2 separate regions of the Homo sapiens genome follow, and region 2 is linked to region 1. Evidence: read pairs that join two places in POLR2A ChIA-PET (ENCODE). Cell type or tissue: K562. All regions are shown on one strand.

Region 1 (4,000 bases):
AATAATGCATTACATTTTTTAGCAGTCATGTCATCCTCTTGATTTGCATTGAGTCATCATTTCTTAAGAGGGAATCAGGATATCAAAATAGTCTCCAAACTCAGCTGATTCCTTCTGCAGATACACTCTCCACCCTTCTTGATTCCTTTTCGGGAGAAAAGAAAAAAGTTTATTTTCATTGCTAACCTCACTGATTTTTAATTTTACCATTTAAATGTTAGTAACAGCTGGTAATGTAACCAAAGAAGATTTTTGGCAGGGGATGATGCATTCAGAGCCTTCACTCTGGCTACAGGGAGACCATGGAGGATGGGCTGGAACGGAAGCACGATGGACTCCTGGGCACACCGTTAAGTGACTGATGGAGTCATTCAGCTGACAAATGATAATGGCCTGGATTAAGGAAGGAGAAGAGGGGACCAAGAAATGCCAGAGATACATAGGAAGTAAAAATTAATAGGCCTTGGCAACTATTTTTTTTTTTTTTTTTTGAGACAGAGACTTGCTGTGTTGCCCAGGCTGGAGTGCAGTGGGGTGATCTCGGCTCACTGCAACCTCTGCCTCCTGGATTCAAGCAATTTTCGTGCCTCAACCTCCTGAGTAGCTGGGACTACAGGTGTGCATCACCATTCCCAGGTAATTTTTGTATTTTTAGTATAGATGGAGTTTCGCCATTCTGGCCAGGCTGGTCTCGAGCTCCTGACCTCAAGTGATTCGCCCGCGTCGGCCTCCCAAAGGGCTGGGATTACAGACATCAGCCACTGCACCTGGGTTGGCAACTAATTTACACGGAATGGCAGAGAGTGATTAATGAAAAAGCGGGGAGAAAAGCTGCTCTTGACATCTGAAAGCTGACTTGGCATTCACAGCTAGGCTATGTTATTTTCCTATTGGGCATAAGTCTCACAGAATACCAACATTAAACAAGATGACTCTGAAACCTTAATAAAGTGAGAAAAAACAAGTCCACTTTGTAATTTTGTCTAAGCACAGGCAAAAAGAGGGTCATGGTGCCATCCAGAAAATACCAAAAATCACCCTCTCTCAGCTAAAATGAGCAACTGCTACTTTACCAGTGACAGCTTTGTCCCAGCTCTAGTCTGCCTTCCCTATAGAGAAGATGTATTGAGATAATCATGAAATTCTCCTTCTTTCTGATAGTATCCAATCTGGAGCAAACCCGTTTCCTTAGACCCTCTCCCAATCCCAAATTCTATACTAGGTTCTTCTAAACACTCTCATACTGAGACACCCCATGGTTCCCTATGTTGTGTGTTCTTCTTTGCTGCAATGAGTAATAAACTCAACTTGTTTAACTAGAGGTGTGTTCCTGGTGGTCTCTGGTTAAAGAGCATTGATGTTAAGAATAATTTCAGAGTTTCTTGCTTGGACAGTCAGGTGTGAGTAGTGCCAGTAATAGAAATAAAGAATACTGGAGAAGAAGAAAATGTCTTCAGTTTTTAACAGGTTACCTTTGAGATATTAGTAGGTTACTCCAAGTGGAGATATCCAAGAAGTAATTGGATGGATTTATGACTCTGGAGCTCAAGAGAGATGTCTGTGCTGAATCTATCTATCAGTCATCCATGTACCTACCTACCTACCTGTAGCTACACATAATATACTCAGAAATGTACATATTTGAGAGCTTTTTTTTTTTTAAGGCAGGATCTCACTCTTGCTCAGGCTGGAGTGCAGTGGCTCAATCTGGCCTCACTGCAGCCTTGACCTCCTGGGCCCAAGAAATCCTCCTACCTCAGCCTCCCAAGTAGCTGGGACTACAGGTACATACCACCACACCTCGCTAATTTTTGTGTTTTTAGTAGAGACGGGGTTTCACCATGTTGCCCAGGCTGGTTTCGAACCCCTGGGCTCAAGCGATCTGCCTGCCTCGACCTCCCAAAGTGTTGGGATTACAGGTGTGAGCCGCTGTGCCTGGCCCATTGTGTGTATAATAGCTGAAGCTGTAGGATTGGCAAAGAGCCCCCAGAGAAGGAAAACAATGAGAAAAGAAAAGGGCTGAGGACACGGCAGCAAGGAATATCCCATATACTTATGGGATGAGCAGAAAATGAGATACAGAAAATGAGAAAAGACTCTTAGAAGGAGCTGTCATGAGGAAAGATAATCAGAAGCAGAAGACCAGATGTTAGAGGAGAGAGTTTCAAGGAGGATGAGATTAGTAGTTTAATAGGCTGCTAAAAAGTCAAGTAAGATAAAGTGCCCTTCAAGCTATTTGATATATATCCCCATCATTTTTCGAGCACCTCTGTTTTTTGGCACAATAAGATGTTCAGGCTCCTCTTATACTTTCCTGTCCTAGCCCTGGAATCAGCCATTTCTCTAAGGAGTCCTGTATCCTTTTAGTGGAAACTGGTATCTAGAAACCAAGATCTGGTGTAGTATTCCTTTCAAGAAGCTTGTCTGTGAAGGGTTATGGCTGTATGATCACACGTGGGACTGGAAGTACAGAGGGGATACCTGGCTCAGGTAAAGATGAACAAAACATTGCTGGGCATGGTGGCTCATGCCTGTACTCCCAGCACTTTGGGAGGCCAAGGTGGGAGGATTGCTTCAGCCCAGGTGTTTGAGACCAGCCTGGGCAAGAGAGAGAGACCTTGTCTCTACAAAAAATAAAGTAGCCAGGCATGGTGGCAGGCATCTGTAGTCCCAGCTACTCAGGAGGCCAAGGTGGGAGGATCCCTTCAGCCTGGGAGGTTGAGGTTGCTGTGACCCGTGAGTGTGCCACTACACTCAGCCAGGGCAACAGAGTGAAACCCTGTCTCAAAAAAAAAAAACAAAAAACCGCAAAGCAGAGATAGTATGATCAGAACTGAAGCTTAAGGCCAGGCCTAGTGGCTCACGCCTATAATCTCAACACTTTGGGAGGCCGAATTGGATCACCTGAGGTCATGAGTTCAAGACCAGCCTGGCCGACATGGTGAAACCCCTTCTCTACTAAAAATATAAAACTTAGCCTGGCATGGTGGTGCACGCCTCTAATCCCAGCTACTCGGAAGGCTGAGGCACGAGAATCGCTTGAGCCTGGGAGGCGAAGGTTGCAGTGAGCCAAGATTGTGCCACTGCACTCCAGCCTGGGCAACAGAGTGAGATTCTGCCTCAAAAACAACAACAAACTGAAGCTTAAGGTCAGAAGCAGGTTTGAAGATGATTTGACCTTGAGTCCCAGATAGCGAATAGAGCTCCTAAGGTTGGGATTCATTTTTTAAGAAATGTGGGTGAAGCTCTGCTTCTCAATAGACATGAAGTGATCTCAGCTGAGGAAAGAGGCCATCTGCCCAGGCTGGGCACCAAGCAAAACCTGAAACCACCTTTGAAATGTTTGGGAAAGCTACCTGTGCCAAGAATTTTATCCTGGTGTAAAAGCTTTGTATAAACAAAGCAATTATAACTTTGTTTATTAAAGTGAGAATTATTATTATTGTTATTATTTTTCTTTTGAGACCGAGTCTCGCTCTGTCGCCCAGGCTGGAGGGCAGTGGTGCAATCTCAGCTCACTGCAGGCTCCGCCCCCCGGGTTCACGCCATTCTCCTGCCTCAGCCTCATGAGTAGCTGGGACTACAGGCGCCCGCCACCTCACCCGGCTAATTTTTTGTATTTTTAGTAGAGACGGGGTTTCACCATGTTAGCCAGGATGGTCTCGATCTCCTGACCTCGTGATCAGCCCGCCTCGGCCTCCCAAAGTGCTGGGATTGCAGGCGTGAGCCACTGTGCCCGGCCGAGAATTATTTTTATTGACTTTAATATTTTTCATTATTAAGGAAATAATGGAATGTTTTAGTTCCATTATTTGAATTAAAATCTTCCAAAGAAGATTGAAGCTGTACTTCAATCTTGATCCCAACTTGATCCCAACCTTTTTTGTTCTGGAAAATGCCCATTTTCTTACTGCAAATGCATCTCAAGGGGATTCCCTCCTCCTGGCCATAGTAGATTGGACTCGAGGTGAGTAACTATATTAAGTAGGGCTGACCCATT
Region 2 (4,000 bases), 71 kb after region 1:
CCTGCCCCCTCAAAAGCCCTGCCAAGGATACCAAAATCTGAAGATGCTTAAATCTCTTATATGAAACGGTATAGTATTTGCATATAACCGGCATACACCCTCACATATACCTTAAATCATCTCTAAATTACTTAATAATACCTGATACATGTAAATACTATGTAAATAGTTGTTATACTATATTTTAAAGGTTTGTATTATTTATTAGTATTGTATTGTTATTTTTTATTGCTTTTTTTTCCCTCCCCCAAATATTTTCGTTCTGTGGTTGGTTGGATCCGTGGATGGGAAACCCACGGGTACAGAGGACTGACCATATTAAAGAGTTAGGGCTACTAACCTCAAAAAGTTTCTGAATGACCGGAAGTTCTTCTGATCTTCACAAACATCTCTTGGGTTTTCTCACTTGCTAAAATTAAATCTGTCTTTTCTCCAGTGTCAATATTCAAGATAAATAAATTATGTTCACATTCACTCCTATTGTTTACTGTTTTGCTTAATTGGCTATATTTCAATAATATTAAATGGTATTATTTTCTACCAGTTTTTAATCAGACTTGAAGCTTTTCAGGCACATTAGAGAGTAAATGGACTTTTGTGTGATAAATTGGGTACCTAATCACCAATTTTAATTTACTTCTGAGGAAAATTCTATTGTAAATTCCAGACAACTGGTTTGCAAACCCTGCTTTAGAATGCAACCTCTTTCTAGGATGAGGCCTTTTTCTGTAGCAAATTTCTGTATAACGAAAATACCAGAATAAATGCTGGGTTTTAATGGACAGTTATGCTCTACTACATTCATGAAAAATGTACTTAATTTACAACTCTACTGAACACAATTCAGTTTTTTCCTTCGTTCAGTTTTTTTTCATTTCAGTTTTTCTACTCTAACCCAGATTGAAACTTTGCATTATCTTTAACTTCTCTGTCTTTATATTTATTTCCTTCATTTAGTTATTCATTTTTTCAATCATTCATTCACTCACTCATTCAATAAATATTTACTGAGCATCTACTTGTTGTAGTCATGAAGCAAGGTTCTGAGGAATGTTAAAAAACACAGTCCCTGGCCGGGCACAGTGGCTCACACCTGTAATCCCAGCACTTTGGGAGGCCGACACGGGTGGATCACTTGAGGCCAGGAGTTCAAGACCAGCCTGGCCAACATGGCAAAACCCTGTTTCTACTAAAATTACAAAAATTCGCCAGGTGTGATGGCGTGTGCCTGTAGTCTCAGCTACTCTGGAGGCTGAGGCACGAGAATCACTTGAACCCGGGAGGCAGAGGTTGCAGTGTGCTGAGATGGCACCACTGCACTCCTGCCTGGGTGACAGAGTGAGACTGTCTTAAAGAAAAAACAAAAACAAAAAACATAGTCCCCGACCTCAAGGAGATTCTGTATAGCAGAGAAACACACAAGCCAGCATGCCATGATACATGGTACAATAAGATAATGGCTGCAACGGAGGTCTCTGCAAAGAGCAGCTGAGCAGAGAAGACCTATCTGGATCTGTTTGAAGGAGTCAAGAAAGAAATCAGAAAGGAGGCAGCTTTTCATCTGAGACTTAAAAAATCAGTTGGTGGCTGGGCGCAGTGGCTCACGCCTGTAATCCTAGCACTTTGGGAGGCAGAGGTGGGCAGATCACGAGGTCAGGAGATCGAGACCATCCTGGCTAACACAGTGAAACCCCGTCTCTACTAAAAATACAAAAAAGTAGCCGGGCGTGGTGGCACGCGCCTGTAGTCCCAGCTACTTGGGAGGCTGAGGCAGGAGAATCGCTTGAACCTGGGAGGCAGAGGTTGCAGTGAGCTGAGATTGTGCCACTGCACTGCAGCCTGGGTGACAGAGCGAGACTCTGTCTAAAAAAAAAAAAAAAAAAAAGTTTGGCTAGGCCAAAGAGCCAGGCAAGGCAGTTCCAAGTAGAGCAGACCACACGAAGGTGTGAGAGAACACAGTTTGTTCCCATAAGTTCTACCACTGTGGGTGGAGCTTCAAATGCAAAAGAGGAAACCAACTAGGAGATAACCCTAAGTTGGTGGGCAGGGAACTGAGCACTCAGGGCTTTGCCTGCCTCTCAAAAGAGTTTGTATTTTATGTGGGAAGTGAAGGAGCTATCGAAGGCTTTTGAACAACAGAGTGACCGCATCAGATTTGGTGGCAATATGGAGGCTGCTCTGGAGGGACGTGACCTGAGATCAGGGCTTCTGAACTTTATCCCTAGACTTGCAAGGGACCCATGGATAAGATGTCTGGGATCTGTGAACTTGGATTGGAAAAAAGCGTTATACTGTCATTTTCACTATCCTCTAAACTGAAATTTAGCATTTCCTTCAAATAAGAATCTAGGCAACGGATCACAGTAGAATTAACAGAAGATGTGAGTTTATCACCAGTAGAAATGCTCTGATAGCATATTACAGTTGTTGTAGGTATTTCAAAATATCTTTTACACTTATCACTAAACTGAAATTATTATAGATATTAGACTCACTGCCATAAATTGTTACTTAATGAATTAATAAAGAACATATATAACTGTGTGACAAATATAAAAAATAATTTGATATTTACATTTTAATATAATGTATCTTTTGTTTTTATTTTATGATTTAAGCACAGTATTCTGAGAAGGGGTCCATAAAAAAAGTCAAAACTCAACACACCAGAGGATGTGAGTCAAAACTCACATCACCAAAGGAACGTGATCGTTGAGGAGGTCAGTGTAGCCTAAGGCAGCGATGGGGAGAAGGAGGAAGAGGAGTTGGAAGAATTTGTGAGAAATTCTGGAGACAGTGAATTTTTTTTTTTTTTTTTGAGCCAGAGTCTCGCTCTGTTGCCCAGAGACTAGACTGCAATGGCATGTTCTTGGCTCACTGCAATCTCCACCTCCCAGGTTCAAGCAATTCTCCTGTCTCAGCCTTCCAAGTATCTGGGACTACAGGCATGCACCACCAAGCCTAGCTAATTTTTTTTTTTTATTTTTAGTGGAGAAGGGGTTTTGCCATGTTGGCCAGGCTGGTCTTGAACTCCTGACCTCAGGTGATCCACCCGCCTCGGCCTCCCAAAGTGCTGGGATTACAGGCGTGAGCCACCGCGCCTGGCCTGACAGAGTGAATTTGTTGATAGATCAGGGACATAAAGCAGGGGTAGGGGTACGCATAGACCCCATTTCCTCCAGCAGTTTTCTGGCTGGAGCAGAATGCTTATGCTTGCCACATGTGTTCCTTTCTTCCCAGTGCTATCATTATTTACCGTACAGCATGGTTTAAAACACGGAAAACATCCATCCTTTGCTTCCCTCCTCTGTGCCTGCCAGTCCTACACCTTTCTCAACTCTTTTAGTGTTATCTTCTCCAGCTAGACTGCAGATTCTGGGCAGGCAGTGCCTTGCAGTCTGCGACCCCATCATATATTTTTCACAGTTGATGTTGAATACATGACTGATAGATTTCAAAGGCATTTCCTGTTTTGAGGTCACCATGTACACCATATTCTAGTTACAGAAATTATACCAACCTTGACATTCTGGGAATTTTTTTTTTAAATTCCCATGGGTTCTATCATTTGTCTTCTCATAAAATAATACAAAATGTGCAAATAAAAAAATCCATATGCTTGGGCTTCCTGATTGTTTTTATTAAAGTGAGTTTAGTGATGGTGGGTTAAATAATGCTGTAATCTTAAGCCAGAAATTGAGAATATGGATTTGAAATGTCCCCATTCCCTTTTTTTGTTTGTTTTTGTTTTGTTTTGTTTGCTGTTGCATGTTCTTGGCAGCAGTGGTTGATGTCAGTATTGTTGCCCATGTTGTAGACTGCAGATGTTGCAGTGTAGCTTAGTACTTTGGTTCGCTTGCTGAAATTCCTCACTGTGCTTCTTATGAGGTCCAGGAACATATAGATTTGCAGTCTGATGTATTTTGATGATTGCCAGATAAAACTGATGTCTGGCACTTTTTCCAGGAGAAACACATGTAGACGTTTCCAAGTTGATTTG

Evidence for each region. ChIA-PET counts read pairs that join two places held together with the same protein. Peaks named below come from ENCODE experiments on the same cell type or tissue, not always from the same donor. Only the 100,000 strongest peaks of a DNase experiment are listed, where the experiment ranks them.
Region 2: POLR2A ChIA-PET joins it to region 1 with 5 read pairs; 9 of 35 experiments call an interaction of 5 or more read pairs at or near these places.

Annotation. Positions count from the first base shown.
Region 1 is chr12:93,514,896-93,518,895 of GRCh38, forward strand. MRPL42 (mitochondrial ribosomal protein L42) reads left to right here. Exons shown (of 6, transcript NM_014050.4): 6 at 1-1,319. Among named protein-coding and RNA genes, the nearest start is that of MRPL42, 49 kb to the left of the region's middle. In K562, no CTCF peak of the experiment used is centred here; no DNase peak of the experiment used is centred here.
Region 2 is chr12:93,585,815-93,589,814 of GRCh38, forward strand. It overlaps a transcript of SOCS2 not described here. Among named protein-coding and RNA genes, the nearest start is that of SOCS2, 15 kb to the left of the region's middle. In K562, no CTCF peak of the experiment used is centred here; a DNase peak (open chromatin) is centred at 2,008.